Regions from separate parts of the Mus musculus genome. Here all the other regions are linked to region 1. A link is a loop called in an ENCODE intact Hi-C map of the cell type or tissue named here. Cell type or tissue: gastrocnemius. All regions are shown on one strand.

Evidence for each region. Peaks named below come from ENCODE experiments on the same cell type or tissue, not always from the same donor. Only the 100,000 strongest peaks of a DNase experiment are listed, where the experiment ranks them.
Region 2: a loop joins it to region 1, with 3 times the contacts of the local background. A loop is called at or near these places in 2 of 42 quality-filtered maps.
Region 3: it touches region 1 in a loop (2.4-fold over the local background); 4 of 42 quality-filtered maps call a loop at or near these places.

What each region holds. Positions count from the first base shown.
Region 1 is chr2:155,204,008-155,212,007 of GRCm38, reverse strand. It overlaps Itch (itchy, E3 ubiquitin protein ligase), which reads right to left. Exons shown (of 25, transcript NM_008395.3): 17 at 5,627-5,715; 18 at 2,790-2,949; 19 at 1,888-2,021; 20 at 1,428-1,568. Among named protein-coding and RNA genes, the nearest start is that of Gm52565, 28 kb to the left of the region's middle. In gastrocnemius, a CTCF peak has its summit at 4,401 (motif pointing left); no DNase peak of the experiment used is centred here; H3K27ac peaks cover 715 bases.
Region 2 is chr2:155,432,934-155,440,933 of GRCm38, reverse strand. It overlaps Ncoa6 (nuclear receptor coactivator 6), which reads left to right and starts at 151. Exons shown (of 14, transcript NM_019825.3): 1 at 151-246; 2 at 2,795-3,074; 3 at 6,846-7,001; 4 at 7,996-8,000. The coding sequence starts at 2,840. In gastrocnemius, a CTCF peak has its summit at 4,275 (motif pointing right); no DNase peak of the experiment used is centred here.
Region 3 is chr2:155,423,146-155,431,145 of GRCm38, reverse strand. All of the region lies in intron 4 of Ncoa6 (nuclear receptor coactivator 6), which reads left to right. It also overlaps the pseudogene Gm17959. Among named protein-coding and RNA genes, the nearest start is that of Ncoa6, 14 kb to the left of the region's middle. In gastrocnemius, no CTCF peak of the experiment used is centred here; no DNase peak of the experiment used is centred here.

The DNA.
Region 1 (8,000 bases):
CTCTCAACAGTTAAAATTACATAAAATTTTTATTTTGTTTTAGAATATTTTTTTTTAAATTTTCTCCAACAAACAAACAAATGTGTGTATTTTTGGCATCTGAGTTCTTGACAATAACTAACCCAACAATAGAAGCACATATATACACAAGACAAACCACATACTGGCTTATAAGTTTCAAAACAAAATGACATTTCAAAGACATTCTCTGACCACAAAACTATAAATTAGAAAAATAAGAGAAAAAAAAAAAAGCAATTTGGTGAAGTTGGTTGATTGGCATATTAAGACCTGACTTTTGTTTTTCATCTAGTTCATCACTTATGGCTCCCTCTGCCCCTAGTTCAGCAAGGGCCCTCTGAGCTGTGTGTTTTATTTAGGCTTATAGCTCAGACCTGCCTTGAATCTGCTTTGTAGCCAAAGATGACCTTGACCCCCATCCCCTGCCTAACAAGTGTTACCTCAGGTTATGCCACAATGCCTGAGGCAAATTACACCTCCTTGAAAACAGAAAAGAACCAAGTTTTACAAATATATCTTAAAATCTTAAGTAGCTGATTATTCACCAGCAATTAGTAACTGGTTACAGTAATTGGTGATAAAACTGTGCACTCTTAGTGTTGAAAGGAACGTCCAACACAGGCCCAGGGATTTCTAGGCTTAGCAGCAGTGGGCTAGCAGGAAGGTGAGAGCACTGGGAAGGTACGAATGAATAAAGCATAGACCTCAACAACTCTTTTACTCATAAGCTTTTACTACATCTACAGTACTGCCCATAAAAATGTATACATTTCAGGTTCTCTTTTCAACAGCTGTTGCATGGCACAGTGTCACAAAACTGCTAAGTAGAAGAGGATATCCATTCCAGAAGAGAGGTGCCCGCCTTTCATCCCTACACACAAAAGCAGAAGCAGGGCAGTCTCCGTGGTTCAAGACCAGACTGATACATACAACAAACTCGGACTGCCAGGGCTACACAGAACCTATCTCAAGATAGGTAAATAAATAAATCAGTTAAATTAAATGATTCACCATGACTTCCTACCTTTAAAATCTAATTTTAGGCTAACACTAGAAATAAGTATTTACATAAAAGTGATTACCATAAAACAAACACATTTTTAAAATGCCACCCTTTACCATTATTAGACAATTATTAACAAAAATCCTAAATGCTGTCAAAAGAAACGTTGTCTTTTCTTCTAAAAAAGCTGAGTACTTCTTTTATCTGTATCTAGGTTGTACACGCTATGCTCCTGAGTGCCCAGAGAACTGGGAAGTGCTGGATCCCCAGAGAGCAGCTGGAATTGCAGGGGGCTGTAGGCCACCAAATGTGGGTGCTGGGAACTGAGCTCAAGTGTTCTGCACTGCTGAGCTGCTGAGCCACACTCCCTTACACACACACTTTTAGGGACACTGCTTCTTACCTGATGTATTCCTCCTTGTTTTCTTCTGTCACAAGAATATTGCCACCATTGGGTTTCAAATCATGACTCTTAATTTCACCTAGAATTTCTTTATCAACTGAGAAGTACATTTCCAAACCACATTCTTCAATGTTGTTTTCTCTGTATAAATGAAATTAGCACTATTTGTTATATGTACAATTCAATCATAACTCAAATGTTTTAATTAAATTCAAATTCTGAGTTTAAGCAATAAGCCTTAAATTATAACATCTAATTAAAACAAGTTGGATTATAATCATGTTACTACTTAAGACCTTGGATGCAGTTCTATAAAATGTATCAGACTGAACACTGAAAAAGGTTTGACATACATATCCTTTAAATACAACAACATAGTGGCATGCCTATGGTATAGACGAACTTACAAGCAGCACATAGAGCACAGACTATATTTTAATAAATGTATAGAGAAACTTACTTAACCCAGATGAGCGAATTATAAAATTCTGGATCAATAGATTCTAAATCCTTCAGTCCAACTGGTTTATTCAGGATACGTTTATAGAATGGTAAAGAAAATCCGGTATCTATGAATTTCCCATGAAACAGAGCCTATACAGGAAGGAAGCAATACCACTTGAGATAACTGTATAAAAGACATTAAACACCAAAATATTAGATAAAATCTCCATTCAAAAAAAAATGTCGAGGCTGGGCATGGTGGCCCGAGACTTTAAAGGCAGCACTCCAAGGCCAAGGTAGATAGATCTCTATGAACTGGAAGCCAAACCTGGTCTACACAGTGATAGCCAAGCCAGCCAAGGCTATATATAAAGTGTATGAAGTGAGACACTGCCTCAAAAAACAAAACAAGCAAGCAGGCAAACAAATCTCTCTCTCCCTCCCTCCCTCCCTCTCTCCCTCTCTCTCTCCCTCTCTCTCTCTCTCTCTCTCTCTCTCTCTCTCTCTCTCTCTCTCTCTCTCTCTCTCTCTCTCTCACACACACACACACACACACACACCCCTACCTACCCACCAACACCTGATGGAGAACTCACTTTCCCTAAAGGTCCCTAGCTGGAGCAGTGGCACAGTAGTTAAGAGTTAACTGGCTATTCTTGCAGAAGATCCTGGTTCATTCTCAGTACCCACACAGGATCACTACTGTCTAAACCTCCAGACCCAGAGGATGTCACATCTTCCTCCAAGCTCCACAGACACCAGGCACACACATGGTGCACAGATATACAGGCTGGCAAAACACTCAAACAGATAAGTAAATAAAATAAGGAGAAAAATTTGTCACACGATCTGTTATAATACTTACACAAAAATTTAGTACTGCTGAATTAGTAAACACAGTTTTGTACTTGTACTTACCATGGCAATAAATCTGCCAATAAAACGAAAGTATTTCAGGTGGTCTGGATTGATGTAAGAAGCGGGGTTTATCTGCAGGCAGTAGTTATCCTTCCCTGCATATTCAAACAGGCAATACATTGGGTTCAACACTTCATGTGACAAAAGAAAGAACCATTCTCTGAAATCAAAAGAAAACTTAGGATGAAAAATTTTGTAGGTAACCATGTCAACAAATCACAGAGCAGTGTTACAGAGCTGTCAGGAACCTGCTCACATCAACTAAGATGGTTTTCTAATTGCTTGTTGAGTTTTCTTGGTTCTGTTCAAACTCACATTGTGTTACGTAGGATATTTATATATTCTTAAATTTCAAATAGTCTAATATATCATTAGTTTTAAAGACCCTTATTTGATTGCCCACTAAAATTCTTCTATTCATAATCATAATATGCACCCTAATTTTAGAAATATTAAAATGTGAAAATGGTTTGAGTGGATAGAATTTTATACACAGGCAAGTTTAAAATTCACTACTGGGCCAGGTAATTAGAGGGGTTGAATGGCAACTACTATTCTACCTTCAATTAAGATCCATAGTGTACTTAAGGACAGCCACTATGCCAGACATCTCATTGTCACAGAGGAAGCACTTACTCCAGCCACTCGATTATTAGAAAAATGCCCTGGAAGCTTATTTTATCTGTGGTCTGTCTGTCTTCCTGCATGTGCATGTGTTTGTGCTCGCAGCTTACAATTGCCTTTAATTCTTATCCAAGAGATCTGATGCCATCTTCTAAACTCTTAGCACTGCATAACCACCCTCCACCCCAACACACACATAATTACAAACAACAAACCCTTTGTTGTTGTTGTTGTTGTTTTCCAGACAGGGTTTCTCTGTGCAGCCCTGGCTGTGCAGGAACTCATTTTATACCAGGCTGGCCTTGAACTCAGAGCTTTGCCTGCCTCTGCCTCCTGAGTGCTGGGATTATAGGTGTGTACCACCACCTCTCCCTTACAAGTAAAACCTTACATAAGATTTAAGAACAAAAACAAAAACCTAGTAACTGGTGAGATGTACTCAGCAGTTAGTAAGCACACAAATACTCCGTTTCTGAACTAACTCATTAATAAACAGTATTTCAGCCAGGCGTGGTGGTATATACCTTTATTCCCAGTACTTAGGCAGAAGCTAGAAGATCTCTGTGAGTTCAAGGGTAGCCAGGTCTATATAATTTGTTCCAGGATACCCAGGGCTATGCAGAGAGACACTGTCTTGACAGACAGACAGACAGTATTTTAGAAGCTAGAGAAATGGGTCAGTGGCTAACAGCACAGGCTGCTCAGAGGACCTGGGCTCAGTTTCCTAGCACCCACATGGTGGCTCACAACTATTTATAACTCCAGTCCCAGAAGATCCAAGATCTTTTGGTTCCACAGCACCATGCACACATGTGGTGCATATACATACACACAGGCAAAACATATATATATATAAACAAAAATAAATATTAAAAAAGCCAAACCAACCCTCAGAGGCTGGAAAGATAGCTCACGGTCAATAGCACTTGTTGGAAGGACCTGAGTTTGCTCTCTGCACCCCCATGGTGGCTCACAGAGAACCAGCACCCTCTTGTGGCCTTCAAGGGCATAAGGCATACACATACATGCAGGCAAAATAATCATTCACGTAAAATAATGTAGATAAATCTAAAGAAGTTTAAAACACAAAACCCAAACTAAGTATTTCTACTCTTCCTAATAATTCTACAGATAGATATTTGCTCAAAAGAATAAAATATTCAAATTCAGTCTTTCCTTCAAAATTCTTGCCCTTCCACACTGTTACTACTTGGCAATTTACTATTTTATTGAAGAAAGGATCTGATATAGTCCAGGCTGGCCTCAGATGCCCTCGGTAGCCGAAGCCTTGAACTGACCCTCCTACCTCTACCTCCCCAGTGTTGGTTGGGATAGGTCATGTGCCACCATACCCAGCTTTAACTTTTATTACCTATTCATTTTTAAAATACTTGGTTTTCCTTGTATTTTTATTTATTATCATTGTAGCAAGGCTAAATGTGAGTGTGTACAGGTACAGGTGCACATAGGTATGTGCAGGTCATGGCACACAAAGGCCACAGTGTGCATATGGAGGTTACGTGCACATTTCACTTTGGAAATTGGTTTCTTTCCTTCTGTAGGTTTTGGGAACTACACTAAAGTTGTCAGGATTGTATGGAAACCACTTTTACCCACTGAGCCATCTGTGGCCCTAGTTTAAAATTTTAAACTGATGTAATCCTGTCACGCAATAAGCAAAGCTATATCTTGCTCAAGGATGTCTAGTTTGAACAAATAGTCCAAAATGAATGAAGCAGAACAGAGATCTTCAACTCTCTTTTTCATAGCACTCTATTCTCAACGCTAAGTTAATCCTGGGTACCGCTAACTAGCAGGACACTAGCTAGGAAGAAATGACTTGGTCACTACAGGGCTTTAGGTAATCCATGGAGCAGACAGGAGCTGGCTGGCTGACACTAGTTACTGGTGAGAAAATGAAAACGTTGCATTTGCACTGAGTGACTCTCTGAACTTCGTCATCTGTAAGATTCTCTACCACGTGGTTATTCTGAGGACCAAGTGAGTAATGCAGGTGTAATGGACTTAACAGGTTTTAGGAAATAGGTGCCAAGTTAATGTTTGCTGGAATTTTGTAGTTCCAGCATTATAAAACTATAATAATTTCCTAATTTCACTTTCCTGAAACATAATATTGAGAAAATACTGCGAACAAAGTGTAATGATACCTTTGGAGGAAAGGAACTAAGTTCTGAGTATTCATATATCACTACCTTGCTACACCTCCATAATCTAAACCTTCTTCTCCTGGGAAAATCACCCACAAACGTCTTCTCAGGTCTTGCGGGCTGAAGCTCATGATCTACAAAACAACAAAGCAGAGAGAGCTGTGACTGCAGCCGTGGAGACATCACCACCACCTCCCACTTGCTCCACTGTAGGTGACTTAGGTCCATGTGAAACAGTGCTCCCAGTTAGCTCACGTTGCATATAAAGAAATATGATAGCAAAGTTTCATACATTTACTCTAAGCATCTATATTTTTATATACTTTATACCCCTCTATATGAAACTTATGAAATCGTTCTAGCAATTGTGTAGGGTAGAAAACTCTAGGCAGATCAGAGATTACCAGTCAGGTAGGCAAGAGCAGTAGTGCTGATTAGGTTTGGTTTTTGTTTCGGTCAAAAAATATACATAAAAAGCTAACTGACTAACAGTGGCTACAGAGAGAACTCACTTATCTATGGAAACATACACAGTGGGAATCTATACATTATATAGAAAACTACTACTTTGCTTCCCACACTGGGTGGTAACAGTGTTGTGTTCAGATATGAAGGACAGTAGCATTACAGAGCTATAGTACATAAGTCAATTTGTTTCACCCACAGTAAAACTATTTATGTCCCCTTAGGAAAACACTACAGGGGCCTGGAGAGGGATAGTTTGATATAATACCTGTACTTTATCAAGTGATAAGAATAAACTGTTAACACTTAAGTACCCAAAGAGGATTAAGTTCTCTCAGTTCCCTAGGAAACAGAAACAGATTCACCACTTTCAGGAGTTCACAGGCTACTCAAACAGCCAGCATCCAGGTGTAACAAAAAGCCCAATGGCTTTGACTGCTGTGCATGGTTATGATAAATACCCTATAAGTACCATAAGCTGAGCACTCAGCTACACACCTGAGAGGCGTCACTAGGCTACCATTAGTTTGAACAATTCTCTTTAACAAGTGATAATGTAAAGGGACTTTTTTCTTCTGAACTTTACACCATAAATAGCTGTACTATGCTAATTAAAAACACCATTTAAAGCAGTTTTATCCAGCACCTATGAAGAAAATATGTTGTTAAACTTTAAATTACATCTTATTTTGATATTAGACTAATTACCTTTAAGCAATCATATTTTCTCCTCTATTATAACTGCCCATCTATTTGGTGGATGCCAAAACTAAGATGAGAGTTGTAAATGTTTTAGAACATAAACGTGTCTGCAAAAGTTTTTCAGTTGTAAGAGCAAAAAGATAAAGGGCTTGTTTAATCATGGTTTGCATCTTGTCACTATAGCTACCTGCGAGTTATATATAGTCAAAAACAAAACAAAACAAAAGCTTCAAAAGACACCGACAACTCAGTGACAAGAGAGTAATCATGAGAGACAATGAGAAATGTGTAAGGGTGTGCTGGGACGATGGCTCAGCAGTTAAGAGCACTGACTGCTCTCCCAAAAGGTCCTAAGTTTAATTCCCAGCAACCACGTGGTGGCTCACAACCATCTGTAACGGGATCTGATGCCCTCTTCTGGTGTGTCTGAAGACAGATACAGTGTACTCACGTACATAAAATAAATCAAGAAGGAAGAAGAGGAGGAAGAGGATGATGAGGATGATGATGATGATGATGATAATAATAATAATAATAATAATAATAATGTGTACAGGCTGGGCTGAGAATGGGCCAAGGAACCTGACATCAAGCCATGGGTATAAATGATCAGTCAATCTCCAAGTCCTCCTCCCTGGTCCTTTATGTTAATGACTGAGGTTACATTAGAACCAGCCTGCTAGGACCAGTGATTCTGGTCTCTTTCTCTTCTGCATTCAGTTTGGTGCTCCTGAAACCTATAGCAATACATTGCAGGAGCTTGCACATCATTATTTCTACATTGAAAAATAAAACAAAGACCAGCAAAATGCTTTAAGCAAACTTCCAACCACAGGATGTTTTACTATTCTAGCACATCTAATGCTTAATTGTAGTTGGCTTGGAAGTGATAGCTAGAATATAAAAGTCAATTAGTGAACTAACTCACTGATGGGAAATGAAAACTTTATTGACTACTGAAAATTTATATACCATCTTTTAGCAACATTAGCCATTGTTGTTACCAATGGGCTAATTTCTTTCCTATTTAAAATCACTGATTCTAAGAGAAGCACATGCTTACCATAGGAAAGTAACAGGACAGTATAAAAACCACCCCCTTCCCTACACACCACATAGTTCATATGACTATTTTTAGAGCTTTGTTTAGTGACAGATTTTCTACTTATGTATCTATTTCAGATTACACACAGAACTTGAAACCCACTAACCACTCTTACACTGAAAAAGCAGAAAACACTGCATAGGAACA
Region 2 (8,000 bases), 230 kb before region 1:
GAGTTTATGTATTTATGTATGTATTTATTTATTGTTCGTATTTTTAATCTTATTTCTTTATAATACTGTTTCTCTTCCTCCCCTCTCCTCCCCTCCCCCCCCCCTCTCTCCCTCTCCTCTTCTCTCTCTCTCTCTCTCTCTCTAAAAGAATTCTGATTGGTTGCTACTTTGACCTATAAGCCCTAAAGATGCCACCTTGCTTGGACTTAGAGGATGATCTGGATAAATGATAATTAAGACATTTTGGTAAGTGAAAGTTTATGTAAGAAATTCTTTTTTTTTTTAAGTCTACCTTTTTGGTTTTTCTTTTATTTTAAATTTGTTTTATATGTACTGTGTATATTTTGCATTCTTGTATGTCTGTATAACACATTCATGAAATTTCCAAGGAGGCCAGAAAAGGGTGGGTGACAAATGCCCTGGAACTGAGGTTACAAACAGTTGAAAACCTCCATGTAAGTTCTAGGAATTGAACCTGGGTTCCTAATTTCTTTCCCAGCATATTATCAGTACATAGAGAACCTAGCAATTTACTTTTATTTGCATGTGTGTTTATTGGTGCCTGTGGAGTCTAGAAGAGGATATTAGATCCCCTATAGCTGGAGTTCTAGGCAAGGTTGTGAGCCACCTGACATGGGAACTGAGCTTCAGTCCTCTCAAAGAGCACTTCACTGATGAACCATTTTACTAGCCCTGCTACTGGGTTTTCTAGGTTAATTTTATATCCCTGATATTTTCTTGAAAGTATTTACTACCTAACTCTTAATAGTTACCTTGAGACGTTCTTAGTATGTTTTAAGTAAGTGATCACATCTGTAAGTAGGAATGATTTGACTTCTGCCTTGCTTGTTTCTATGCTTTTTATTTACTACAGGCACTAGCTGGGCTGATATAATAGCACATACTTTTATTTTATTTTATATTTTGCATACACCTTTAATTCCAGCACTCCAGAGGCAGAGGCAGAGGCAGGTGGATCTCTATGATGAGTTTGAGGCCAGCAAAGTCGACAAAATGAGTTCCAAGACAGCAGAACTACACAGAGAAATCCTGTCTCAAAACAAGCAAACATACAACAAAGAGTTCAAGCACTATAATCAGTATGACCAGGGGTGAAGTGGGGCTGGAGAGTTGCTTAGGGGTTAGGATACTTGTTATTTTTGCAGAGAAGCCAAGTTCACTTCTTAGCACCCACACAAAACTATTGGATCCTCTAAGAGCAACATGTTCTCATAACTGCTGAGCCGTCTCTCCAGCCTCCACATCTTATTTCTATTGTATGTGCATATCTTGTAGGTGCATATGCCACCATGAGGTACAGAGGTTAGCAAACAGCACACAGAGGTGGTTGGTTCTCTCTGTCCTCACAAGGCGTGGCTACAAGTGCCTTTACACACTAACCCATCTCACCAGCCCTCATTGTATGGTGATCATTTTTATTTTTTTTTTAATTTTTTTTTTTTAGGTTATATCCTTTTGGTTTAATTTTGGTAATTCATGTATTGAGAAACATACCAGTTCCTTCTAGTTTTAACAACTTACTGGAAGTTTTCAAAAATTCCTTAGAGATCCTCTTTGAATCTCACTGCTTTAATATCTCCTTTTTAGTCTATGTATTATGTATATAATATATATTATGTATGTATACTTATCTTTTTTGAGGCCAAGCCTCTTTGTATCCCAAACTGGCCTTAAACTCCCTTTTAGCCAGATATGATCTTGGGTTTCTGAGATCCTCCTGCTTCCATCTTCCATGTGCTGGAATTATAGGTATGTATCGCTATGCCTGATTTGTGTGATGGTGGGGATCAAATCCAGGGCTTTGTGCATGTTAGGCAAGCTCTATAGCAACTGAGCTGCATCTTCAGCCTCCTCATTTTCTTAATTCATGTCTATTTATTTTGGTCAATTTGGTTATCTTATCAAAGAACTCTTTGTTTCGTTAATCTTTTATATTTTTCTTTTAATCCATTTTATTAACACCTATCCTAACATTTATTTTATCTTCCCCTTTTTTTTTGAAGAAAATGTTTAAACATCTGTTTATTTACTGTTGTGTGAGTGGGCTTGGTGTGTGTTTAAGTCAGATGACAACTTGTAGTTTAATTCTCTCCTGCCGTCATATGGATCTTGAGGGTCAAACTCATCGGCAAGCTTAGGAGCGGTCCTAGTCACCTGCTAAGTCAGCTCACCCGTCTGTGTCATGGCTTTCCAGCTACTAATTTTGGTTTGGTTTACTCTTGTTTAACTTTAATGACATATATCATTAAGTTATTTTTCTTTCTGTCCTACTTTGAAATGGTTGCTAAATACCTACAGTTTTTAGGCAGTTTCAAAACTCAGTCTTTCTCTTGCTAAGTAAGCAGCAGCTTTTTAGCCTTAAAATTTTTTTGTTAGTTTTATTTATTTACTTTTAATATTATTAGAAATTCTTAAATGTAGCTGGAGAAGTATAGTTATTTTATAAAGGATTTTTCTGGGTGCTGTTGTTTGAGACAAGAGCTTACTTCTGCAGCCTGGGGTGAGCTCAACTTATGATCTTCCAAAGCGCTGGGGTTGCAGGTGAGCACTGCTAACACTCAGATCTATTGATTTTCCTGTGTCACTTTGTATATTTCTCCCAATAGTCTAGTCTTAACAAAAAAAAAAGTAGCAAATAATATTATGAAAGGAAATTTTATCTGGTAAATAAATTACATCTTTTATAGAGGTATGGATAACATATTAAATAAAAATGATATGCTGACTATATAATGATAGTTTATAATACTCTGCATCCTCTCTTTTTCTGAAGGTTTACTTACTGTTCACTTTGCATATACTTCTGGAATAATACACCATGGTTTTGGATGACCTTCCAAACTTTGAAGACATCTATACTTCCTTGTGTTCATCTACAATGGGCGACTCAGAGGTGGAGTTTGACTCTGGACTAGAAGATGATGACACGAAAAGTGATAGTATTTTGGAGGATTCCACAATTTTTGTAGCCTTCAAAGGAAATATAGATGATAAAGACTTCAAATGGAAACTGGATGCAATATTAAAGAATGTGCCCAACTTGTTACACATGGGTAATTAATCTTTGCTTTCTTCTTGTTGCTTTGACATGCTTACTTGCCTACAACCATGATGCTAGGATTACAGGTTTAGGCTACCTTGCCTAGTTTTAAAAGTTGCTAGTAAAGTATATTGTAATTAAATAAATTTCAAATATATTAACATTAAAATTAGTATAGAGCTATCTGATGTGTGTGCAGAACACAGATAAGTTTCCAGTAATCATTAGATTGGAAGAAACTTTAGTGTCTTTGTCCTGTGGAGCCAAGATCTAAAGTTTTTCAGTGTATTGAAACATGTCTCCAAATGTGATGGAAAAGCAGGCTTAACACTTAGAGCTTGTCTGATTTCACTAGGTTTCAACTCAGCTTGCTTAGCCTTTCTCTGGGTCACAGTTTCCTTACCTTTAAGAGCACTTTGACTAAACATAGTCTAAGCATTTTTAAAATTTGTAAGTATATTAATCCCATCACCCTTAGCAGGTGGTCTGCTTTGTTCTTGTTTTACATCACAACAATAAATTCTGTGTTAATATTTTGTATCTAATGGTTTAAGAGCTGGAATGGGCTTAGGTGGCATATTGAAACGCTCTTCATGGATATCTGGATTTTGAGAAAGCATTTTCCTATAGAGCTATTTTATTAATATTGAAAGATGTAATTTGGGCAGTGTCACATACCTTTAATCCCAGCATTTGGTAGGCACAGGCCAGCCTTGTTTACAGAGTGAGTTCCAGAACAGCCAAGACTACACAGAGGAATTCTATCTCAAAAGAAAGAGAGAGATATAATTGAATAAAGGGTATGAACTGTTTAGTTGATCTGAGTTTATAACATAAGGGAAAATATTTTGTTTGGAGTTGCCAGATAGCTTTTATTTCCTTTCTTATCTGTGAAATGTAATTACAAACAATACTACTACCTCAGTTTACTTTGTAAATCTTTAATTGTAAAATACATATAGTAGAGTTTGCCATCTTTATGATTTTTATATATGGCTCAATGATTCTTAAATGCAATTAAAATATTATGCAACAATTACTAGTAGCTATTTTTATAACTCTTATAAAATTAAGATCTATAACTATTATATAATAACTTCTCATTCCCTACCTATTCAAGCCCTTAATAAGCACCATTGCACTTTTTTTTTTAATTTAAAAAATTAGATTTATGTGTATGGGTATTTTGCCTGCATGCATGCAATGTCCATAGAGGCCAGAAGAGGGCATCATATCTTCTGGAACTAGAACTACAGCCAGTTGTGACTTCCCTCTTGTGTGCTTAGAATTAAACCTTAATCCTCTGGAAAAGCAGCCAGTTATCTAACTCTCCAGCCCCCTTGCTTTATTTTTACCTACCCTATCAAAGCAAAATCCTGTATCTTTATTTCCTGTTTTATTTCCTTTAGCATAATATTCTCAGTGTTTGTCCATGAGCTGTAGCACATGCTAGGATTTCCTTCCTGTTTCAGGCCAAATATTCCACAGCATGTATGTATATACTACATCGTCTTACTGTTTATCTGTTGCTGGGCACTTGAATTCCTTCCGTGCTTTAGCTGTTATAAATAACGCTGCTGTAAATGTGGATATACTCTTCCATATTGTGCTTTCAATTCTTTGGACTGTATCCTTAGAAATACAAGTGCTGTATTATATTGCTGGGGACCAGCCCTGATATTCAGTTACTGAGGTGGGAAACAGCATCAGTCAAATGCCAAAGGCTGATGACCTCTGACCTTCTAACTCTCTCTTACTGTCTTGGGGGCCAGAAGCTGATGCAGTTTCATAGGGAAAAAAGAAGGGGGGGGCAGGCGCACATGTATGCACACATTCACACTTTGGCTGGGCCTAACCACCTGTTTCATCCATTTCACAAGTGTACATGCATACACATGTACCTACATACATATGTATGCCCAGACATATATAACATATATATATTTATATATATGTATGTATGTATGTGTGTGTATGTATATATATATATATTTTTTTTTTGGGTGGAGGAGCAGAGCCCCAAAAGCCATACTTTATTTCTTCTTTCCACCTTTTTATACCTTCTTACACAAAAGTTCTTTATAAAATTACCTCATAGATAAAATGTTACACAAATGGGGAGTTACAGTAGAATGTCAAAAGCAGTGTTTCATTCTATAAGCCCATTATAAGTTCAAAACAACAGTTTCACATAGCCTTGCTTTATCATAGTGCTCACCTGTGGTTTCATCTTTGGACCTGACCTAGAATCAATGTTTTCCTTGATCACAAATCTTTCTCAAATCTATTTCTCTTCTTAGTATAATTTATGAAAGCTTATCATACAGCCTTTACTTACTATTCTATGAAGAGGGGCACATTCTATTCTTGACTCTAACACTAAAACCATCTCCTTAAACTTTCTTCCTAAAATTATTTGAATTCTATAAAGTCATTAATTCATCTAAACAGCATTAATTCATAAATGTTTCATCTTCATGTTGAAGTCTGTAGGAAATTTGCTCAATAGAGTGGACTGATGCCCAAGAGTCATTAGGCTATGTAATAATGGCAGGAATCAGCCATTATTTTGCTGAAATGGCCAGCATATCAGCAGTGAGAAGCAATCCTGGGGCGAAGTCTCTGGGGCTGTGCCTCCTAGAAGGTCTATCACAACCATGCAAAATGGTGGGCCATCTCCAGGAAACTCGCTTGCTATAGCCTTTCCTAGATGTCTGGCTACTGTCATTATATAACTTTCTTTTTTAATTCCTCACCATATAGTTCTCTTAGTAGTTGTACTTTTTGTGTATTCCCATCATTAGTGCACAGGGGTTCCCAATTTCCCCCATATCATTGTCAACATTTGCTGTATTCTACTTTTATAATGACCACCCTAATGTGATATGGTATGTAGTCATTTGATAGTGTGTTAGGTTTGTTTGTTTATTTAGTTGGTTGGTTGGTTGGGTTGGGTTTGGTTTGGTTTTTGTTTGTTTGTTTGTTTGTTTTTTTCAAGACAGGGTTTCTCTGTATAGCCCAGGCTGTCCTGGAACTCACTCTGTAGACCAGGCTGGCCTCGAATTCAGAAATCTGCCTGCCTCTGCCTCCCAAGTGCTGGGATTAAAGGCATGCGCCACCACTGCCCAGCTTGATAGTGTTTTTTTAATGCACAAAATCACTAAGAAGTCCAGTGTTTCAGGCCAGGCAGGAGTGATGCACACCTTTAATTCCAGCATTTAGGAGGCTGAGTCAGGTGGGTTTCTGTGAGTATGAGGCCAGCCTAGTCTATAGAGTGAATTCCAGGACAGCCAGGGTTACACAGAGAAACAATGTCTCAAGGAGAAAAAAAAAGTTTATTGTTTCTATTTTTTTCTTTTGTTGCCTGTCCCTTTGCTGCCACATCCAAGAAATTACTGCCAAGTTCAAGGTAGTGAAGGTTTGTCAGATATTTTCCTCTAAGAGTTTTAGGTCCAAATTTAAGTGTTCCATTTTCGATTAATTTTTGTACATTATATTAGGTATAACTTCACTCCTTTGCATATGGACACACACGTTCCCTAGAGTAAGTTAGCATTTGTGCATTCTTAAGAATATGTCCAGAAGTTTGTATAGGTTTTAGAGTTGCAGAATGCCAAATGCTTTTCTGTCCTAAAGGAAGCTGACTTGTCAGAGTGTATGTTTCCTCCCTCTGTTGTAGTTCAGTGAACTCTGCTCTTATTTAAAATAGGGATTTTTTTTTCAGTTGCTCATTCTCAAATGCCTTCAAAATTAATAATGTTATTCTCTTTTCTTCGTGACCAAGAATCCAGCAAGCTAAAGGTACAGAAGGTGGAGCCCTGGAACAGCGTGCGAGTCACATTCAACATCCCCCGGGAAGCAGCAGAACGGCTACGGATCCTGGCTCAGAGCAACAACCAGCAGCTTCGGGACCTGGGGATTCTCTCCGTTCAGATTGAAGGTTCGTTACTTTGCCATGTGCCTATCTGAACCACAATACAGTAACAGTAGTACCCCTGCGTAATTTCTGATGCTGCCTTGTCTAGCAGTTAGGAGAGACTTCTCTGCTTGCCATTATATGACATCTCTACTAAAAACCTGTAAGGATCTTTTTGTTCTTTGTGGTTTTGTTTTTTAATTTTTGAGAAATGATTTTGTGTAGCCATCGGCCTCCAATACCCTATGTAGCTGAGCACAATCTTGAACTTCTAAATCTTCCCTCTACCTCTGATGTGCTTTGATAACAGACATGTTCTAACACACTGGGTTTATGCAATGCTGAGGACAGTACTCAGTGCTTTCTGCATGCTAGGCAAGGACTCTGCCAGCTGACTTATATTCGCAATACCTGGAAAGCTTTTTATAGTGCAGTTATTGAAAGAAAATGGTAATTTCCTCACAAATACTCCAGAGACTCTACACTCAAGTGTTACAGTGTCCGTATTATCCTGCCTTCTTTCCACACTGAACTTCATATCTCTTATCTTCTAATTATAAACTCCCAGAAGGAAATCAAGAACTTTGAGTTTCTGAGTTTCTTCCTGCTCTCTCCCTTGTTTTCATCCTGCCCTTGCCCACACACAATTTGTGGGTCAGTTTTGAAAATAAATGTTGAGACTTTGAAGCCCTCTGACACTAAGCAACTTGATTAATGATTGTGAGGACTGATTGTGATCGCCTTGTGCTTGCTAAGCTGGAACAAGCTGCATAGGCTAGGATTTGTTTCTTGTAGTTCCAGCTTCTAGAGGGCAAGGCTGGGAAGTCATGAATCCAGAGCTAGACTGAACTATAAGGGGTTAGGTTAGGGTTAGAATACTGAGCTATCCCTTTTTGTAGTGGTAAACTTGGTATAATTCTTCAAAATCAGGAAAAGTAATTCTTATGTATCTGTCTTTAAACTAAATCTGCATTTTACTCTGGCTATTTCCATTTTGTAACTCTACTGTCATTTTCAGGGGAA
Region 3 (8,000 bases), 220 kb before region 1:
GTGATCAAGAGGGAAAGGCCCCTTGTGGGTGGTGCCATCCCTGGGCTGGTAGTCTTGGTTCTATAAGAGAGCAAGCTGAGCAAGCCAGGGGAGGCAAGACAGTAAAGAACATCCCTCCATGGCTCTGCATCAGCTCCTGCTCCCTGACCTGCTTGAGTTCCAGTCCTGACTTCCTTTAATGGTGAACAGCAGTATGGAAGTGTAAGCTGAATAAACCCTTTCCTCCCCAACTGGCTTCTTGCTCATGATGTTTTGTCCAGGAATAGATACCCTGACTAAGACAGTGTACATAGTGAGTTTCGGGACAGCCAGGACTGTGCAGAGAGATCCTGTCTCAAAATACCAAAAACAAAAAACAAAGATTTTGGCATAGAGTTGAAGTTAGGTTTTTATACTGCCAATGCATTTTCTGTTTACCTCAAGTATTTATAGTATTTCATGCAAATACACTATATATTTTTGTTTCCTTGAAATATAATAAATATATTTCATCTTTATCTTTAAAAATGAGATAAGGCCTGGAGTCTTTGGAGCTTATGCTTGGTAGTAGATGAGTTCTCCCATAAAGCAAACATTTCTTAATTTCCTTACATATACGTGGGCAAGCTGTCTCCTGTGGAACTACATCTATATTCACAACCCTCAAGATCTGTTTTCTGAATCTGTCACAGTCAATGCTCCTGGACTGATAATGAAGTTCCATATAAGTAATGGAAAATATCTAACCTAGAAACTTACATGTAGACCTGTTGCCCCATACAGCTCTGAGGGAGTCTGAAGGCAGTTTGATAAGAAATCACAGGTTGTACAGTTGCTTCTGCTCATCCTAGCTGAAGACCCTAGCTGCCTTACTTGTCATTAGTCAAGACATTTGTAAAGAAATGCTCCCAGGAAAGCAAGCCAGGGACTCTCATCTGAACTCCTCCTGCCCTCAGGTATTCATGTTTTCTGGTCATAGGTGACCATAAACATCTTTAATTATATCTCAGAAACAGTGTTAGAGATTCTATCAAGTCCTGAAATGTTAAGATACCTGTAGCACTAATGCCTGCACCTTGATTATAACATGTAGTGTCTGGCCAGTGTTACAGTGCTGTAAGTTCATTACCACATAGAAAACCTTGACGCACTAGGTTGAAATTGGGTTAAATTGGTATTTAATGACGGTTACTGATTATAATCATTTGTAACACAAAGTACCAGGATTAATCAGTTAGTGATGACTTAGAGTTACCATGACATTTTAACCTCCAGGTACTTTTTACACCAGCAATATTTTATGATTCCTTTTCTCACTTGTCTATTAGGCCTTAATGGAGGCAAGTGAAGTTTAATAGTAGGTTACATCAGAGAAGTCTTCCTAGAAAAAGAAACCTTATATTTCCTCTGAAACAGTATTAACTTTAGAATTACGTATCTAGAACATCTCAATGTATCCGTTATCTCAGTACTACTTTCTTCTCTTAGCATTGACAATAGAAAGCAACTGCATCTAAATTTATAGTTTATTTTTTTCATCCCCGTAGAGAATACCAAGATTTGTGGAGATACCATAGTAATCATTGAATCAAAGGTTTTCATTCTTGGCTGTTGGTATTTGGGCCAATAATTTTTTGCTGTGAGTAGCTATCTTGTACATTGAGGTATATTTAATAGCATCCTTAGCTTTTACCTACCAGATGCTAGTAGACACTGTGCATTTCTTTCTTCTAATCGTGCCAACTAAAGATATCCCTGGATATCTCTGGGCTATCAGTTTAGATGTACTTGCATTCTCTTGTCATTGCTAAGAGAAGAAAGTAGTGCTAAGATTAAAAGATTAACTGATAAATTAAGATGTTCTAGATATCTCCTGGATGTTACCTGCAGTGGGAACCACGGATCTAGTTCAAATTCCCACATAGTACCATAAATGCATGTTAGCATGTTACTCCTGAGCATGTAGTTAGTCTATAGTGGAAAATTTCTGGGAACAAGCAGCTCATTGTAGTCCAATACGATCTGTTCTGGGTCCCATGAGAGTGTCCTTGTTTATTGTGTTTTGTTTTCAGTCAGGTTCTCACTATATAGCTATCACTATCCTTGAACTTGCTATATAAACCAGGCTAACCTTGAACTTGCTACTATCTTCCTGCCTTTTTTCAATCTTCTGAGTGTTGAGGTTTCACGTGTGTACCATCACATCTGGTTCATGAATGTTCTTTCTAATTGCCATCTTTGAAAATGGGGTGGGATTTCACAGAAGTAGATCTGGTTTCAACAGATGACTGTTTATCATGTTGTCTTTAACTAGAAGTTTTAATGTATAACTAAGATATTAAGCAAGCAAAAGAACTTCTCAAAGAAAAATCAAAATTAAATCTGAAACTGTAAACAGTGATGGCCAGCTGGTGTTGAGACACAAGACTTTGTAACCCTGGTGTAGGGACCATGTCAAGGCCAGGCTGAGCTCTATATCAAGACCGCATCTCTGAAGAAGGGAAAGGGGAGAAAGGAACAAAACATAAAAATCACAGTCATGAAGAATCTGAAGAACCAAGTGACTTGAGTTGCTAGGAAGACTACGTGAAGAATAATGTTAGAATTTAAAAATTGCTCATGAAGCCAGACTTTCCAGGGAAAGTAGATTGTAAAATTGTTAGTTACCTTTGAAATGGGGAGACCCACGGGTGTCTGTCTTCTGGGCCTGGGCTCCCTTTGGAGGCTGGTGGTTGGGGTTGTCTTCTCTAACCATTTGCATGTTGAACATATGTTAATAAAATGGTCTGGAACAGCTAACCTACCACTAAGTAACTGACAGTAAGTAACTCTAGACTGATAAACTCACTGATGCTATGGAGGAGAACTTTCTCAACCCAGGCTGTTACAGACCTTGGTTCAGACTTACTATAATAAACAAGTTTGCACTAAATTCATGAATTTTAGGATTAAACTTCCAGTTTTTGGAATTTTAGATATTAAGAATATTCATGTGTTTGGGAGGCAGGCAGATTTCTGAGTTCGAGGCCAGCCTGGTCTACGGAGTGAGTTCTAGGACAGCCAGGGCTATATTTTAAATTTTAACTAAGTTGTTCTGTCCAAAGAAGTGGAACAAAAGAAGTTTTCAAAGACTTAAGAGCATTTACTAGCCGTGCTTGCTAGCTGACCTGCCACTGTGGGCCCTGTGGTAGGAAGAAGACAGGAGCTGGTTCTTTGTACTTTGCGCCTGCATGCTTTGGCCTTTATACTAAGGGTACCATGAAGGACATCCATTACCTTGTCTGCTGCTCTCCCTTTGTGAATGTGGTCCTTCATGTTCCCTACTGATTTAAGAATCAGATGGAGCTAGTTATAGCTACAGAGAGAATCCACACTGGACAGTTTGTGTACTGCAGCAAAATGTCCAGCTCAGTATCAGCAGTGTTTTCTCTGTGGGCACCATGCCTGAGTGTACTATTGTGTTTTCTGGGGACATGCCTGGAGACAGAGGCAAGTTTGTGTGAACCCTTGAGAACTATGCCATAGTCATCTCCCACACCCAAAGACCAAGAAGACCTAGGTAAAGCTGCCTTCAGGGTCTAAGGTCATTTTTGAGGCCAACAGAGCTATTATTGGTATGGTGGCCAGTGGGGGTAGAATTGACAAACCTATCTTAAACATGAGCCCTGCATACTACAAGTAAAAGGCAAGAGGAATTGCTAGCTACATATGCAGGGTGTGGCCATAGATCCTGTGGAACATCCCTTTGGAGGCTATGACCACCAGTACATTAGCAACCCTCCACTATCCAGAGAGATGTCCCTGCTGGGCACAAAGTGGTTCTCATTGCTGCCCACTATACTGGGCGACTACATGGAACCAAAAACTGCAGAAGAAAGAAAACTAGGACTCAGGGGCCCAATGTAGTAGTTCAGTCACTAGTACCACAAATAATAATAAAAAATAAAAATCATATAAATGAAAAAGACCACTTTATTTAACAAAAGAAATTTATCAAGAATATAGCTAAATTTTTATATACTTAATAACCTAGCCTCTGAATATATAAAAATTACATGGAAATACCAAATCTTGGAGATTTTAACATCTGTTAGTAATTGATGAATCAAACATAAAAAATAAGGGTCACTGGGCGTGGTGGCGCAAGCCTTTAATCCCAGCACTCGGGAGGCAGAGGCAGGCGGATTTCTGAGTTCGAGGCCAGCGTGGTCTACAGAGTGAGTTCCAGGACAGCCAGGGCTACACAGAGAAACCCTGACTCGAATAAATAAATAAATAAATAAATAAATAAATAAATAAATAAATAAATAAATAAATAAGGGTTTAAAAAAAAAAGGCTTTGATAAGTTTTCTATAATGCGTCAAGCCTGGTGGCTTACACTTTTAATTTCAGTGCTTAGGAGGCAGGGGGATCTCTGAATTCCAAGCCAGTCAACGCTACATAGATCACCTGCCTTCCCTAAGCCCCAAAGACCATGTATACAAACTATGTAATCCTAATTCCAGAGGTTTGCTTTGTTTGTTTGTTTTGCTTTTTTTTTTCGAGACAGAGTTTCTCTGTATAGCGCTGGCTGTCCTGGAACTCATTTTATAGACCAGGCTGGCCTCAAACTCAAAATTTGCCTGCCTCTGCCTCCTGAGTGCTGGGACTAAAGGTGTGCGCTACCACACCCGGCTCAATTCCAGAGTTCTTAATCTTTTCAAGCATAAATGGAATATTTGTATGAGTTGACCATGTTTTTTTTTAAGTTTTTAAAAAAGAATTATTTATTTATTTTATGTACTTGAGTACACTGTTGCTGTCTTCAGACACACCAGAAGAGAGGGTATCAGATTCCATTTCAGATGGTTGTGAGCTACCATGTGTTTGCTAGGACTCAGCACCTCTGGAAGAACAGTCAGTGCTCTGACTCTGAGCCATCTCTCTAGCCCAAGTTGGCCATGTTTTCAAAAGCAAGGTTTTTTTTTTTTTATTAGATATTTTCTTTATTTACATTTCAAATGCTATCCCAAAAGTTCCCTTTACCCTCCCCCCGCCCTGCTCTCCTACCCACCAACTCCCACTTCTTGGCCCTGGTGTTCCCCTGTACTGGGACATATAAAGTTTGCAAGACCAAGGGGCCTCTCTTCCCAATGATGGCCGACTAGGCCATCTTCTGCTACATATGCAGCTAGAGACTCGAGCTCTGGGGGTACTGGTTGGTTCATATTGTTATTCCACCTATAGGGTTGCAGACCCCTTTAGCTCTTTGGGTACTTTCTCTAGCTCCTCCATTGGGGGCCCTGTGTTCCGTCCTATAGATGACTGTGAACATCCACTTCTGTGTTTGCCAGGCACTGGCATAGCCTCACAAGAGACAGCTGTATCAGGGTCCTTTCAGCAGAACCTTGCTGGCATATGTAATAGTGTCTGTGTTTGGTGGCTGATTATGGGATGGATCCCCGGGTGGGGTAGTCTCTGGATGGTCCATCTTTTTGCCTTAGGTCCAAACTTTGTCTCTGTAACTCCTTCCATGGGTATTTTGTTCCCTATTCTAAGGAGGAATGAAGTATCCACACTTTGATCTTCCTTCTTCTTGATTTTCTTGTGTTTTGCAAATTGTATCTTGGGTATTCTAAGTTTCTGGGCTAATATCCACTTATCAGTGAGTGCATATCTAATGACTTCTTTTGTGATTGGGTTACCTCACTAAGGATGATATCCTCCAGATACATCCATTTGCCCAAGAATTTCATAAATTCATTGTTTTTAATAGCTGAGTAGTACTCCATTGTGTAAATGTACCACATTTTCTGTATCCATTTCCTCTGTTGAGGGACATCTGGGTTCTTTCTAGCTTCTGGCTATTATAAATAAGGCTGCTATGAACATAGTGGAGCATGTGTTCCTATTACCAGTTGGAACATCTTCTGGGTATATGCCTAGGAGAGGTATTGCTGGATCTTCCGGTAGTACTATGTCCAATTTTCTGAGGAACTGCCAGACTGATTTCCAGAGTGGTTGTACAAGCTTATAATCCCACCAGCAATGGAGGAGTGTTCCTCTTTCTCTACATCCTCGCCAGCATCTGCTGTCACCTGAATTTTTGATTAGCCATTCTGACTGGTGTGAGGTGGAATCTCAGTGCTGTTTTGATTTGCATTTCCCTGATGATTAAGGATGTTGAACATTTTTTCAGGTGCTTCTCAGCCCTTCGGTATTCCTCAGGCGAGAATTCTTTGTTTAGTTCTGTACCCCATTTTTAATGGGGTTATTTGAATTTCTGGAGTCCAGCTTCTTGAGCTCTTTGTATATATTGGATATTAGTTCCCTATCCTATTTAGGATTGGTAAAAATCCTTTCCCAATCTTTTGGTGGCCTTTTTGTCTTATTGACCGTGTCTTTTACCTTACAGAATCTTTGCAATTTCATGAGGTCCCATAGCACAAGCCATTGATGTTCTGTTTAGGAATTTTTACCCAGTGCCCATATCGTCAAGGCTTTTCCTTACTTTCTCCTCTATAAATTTCAGTGTCTCTGGTTTTATGTGGAGTTCTTTGATCCCCTTAGACTTGACCTTAGTACAAGGAGATAAGAATGGATCAATTTGTATTCTTCTACATGATAACCGCCAGTTGTGCCAGCACCATTTGTTGAAAATGCTGTCTTTTTTTCCACTGGATGGTTTTAGCTCCCTTGTCAAAGATCAGGTGACCATAGGTGTGATCAAGTGACCATAGGATTCATTTCTGGGTCTTTAATTCTATTTCATTGATCTACCTGTCTGTCGCTGTACCAGTACCATGCAGTTTTTATCACAATTGCTCTGTAGTACAGCTTGAGGTCAGCCATGGTGATTCCACCAGAGGTTCTTTTATTGTTGAGAAGAGTTTTTGCTATCCTAGGTTTTTTATTATTCCAGATGAATTCGAAAATTGCCCTTTCTAACTCTGTGAAGAATTGAGTTGGAATTTTAATGGGGATTGCACTGAATCTGTAGATTGCTTTCGGCAGGATAGCCATTTTGACTATATTAATCCTGCCAATCTATGAGCATGGGAGATCTTTCATCTTCTGAGATCTTCTTTAATTTCTTTCTTCAGAGACTTGAAGTTCTTTATCATACAGATCTTTCACTTCCTTAGTTAGAGTCACACCAAGGTATTTTATATTATTTGTGACTATTGTGAAGGGTGTGGCACATGCCTTTAATCCCAGCACTCAGAAGGCAGAGGCAGGTGGATTTCTATGAGTTTGAGGCCAGCCGGGTCTATATAGCAAGTTCTAGGCCAGCAAAGGCTACATAATGAGACCCTATCTCAAACGAAAAAAAAAATTAAGAAGTGAATAAAAATTACAATTAAGGAGCAGCACCATATGTTTCTTTATAAAGAGTGACTAAGCTGGGGTGGAGCTCCACTGAGGCAGGGTCTACCCAGCAGGTGCAAAGCCAAAACCCAGCCTGCCAATGCATGTTGATAATCTGAGCAGTTGAGAAGTGGAGGCAGGGGGATCCAGAGTTCAAGGTCATCTTCAGCTATCTAGTAAGTTTGATGCCAGCCTTAGCTACACAAGACCCTGACTCAAATAAGTGAATAATACTTTTAAGAAAAGGACAACTAAAAGTGATTTTTAAAATGTGAAGAGTTTAAAGAAACATATTCTTAAAGGATAAATATTACACTGTGAGTTATTTCTTAATATTAAAAACAAACTGGAGTTAGATTGCACAGCTGTAATTCCAGCATTTGAGAGGATGAGGCAGGAGTGTTTCCCTGAGTTTGAGGCCAGCCTGGGCTATGTAACTCTGTTTCAAAACAGCAGTTGAGAATGCCTGCTTTTTCGGAAAATCAGAATTTAGTGTGCAGCATCTACATAGTGGCTCATAACCGTCTGTAACTAGTTCTAGGAGATCCAACACCTCTTCTGGTCTTCACAAATACCAGGCATGTAAATGGTGTACATACATATACATGCAGGCAAAGTGTATATAAACAGAAAAGATTTTAATCTAAAAATAGTTCTTAAAAGACAAATTTTT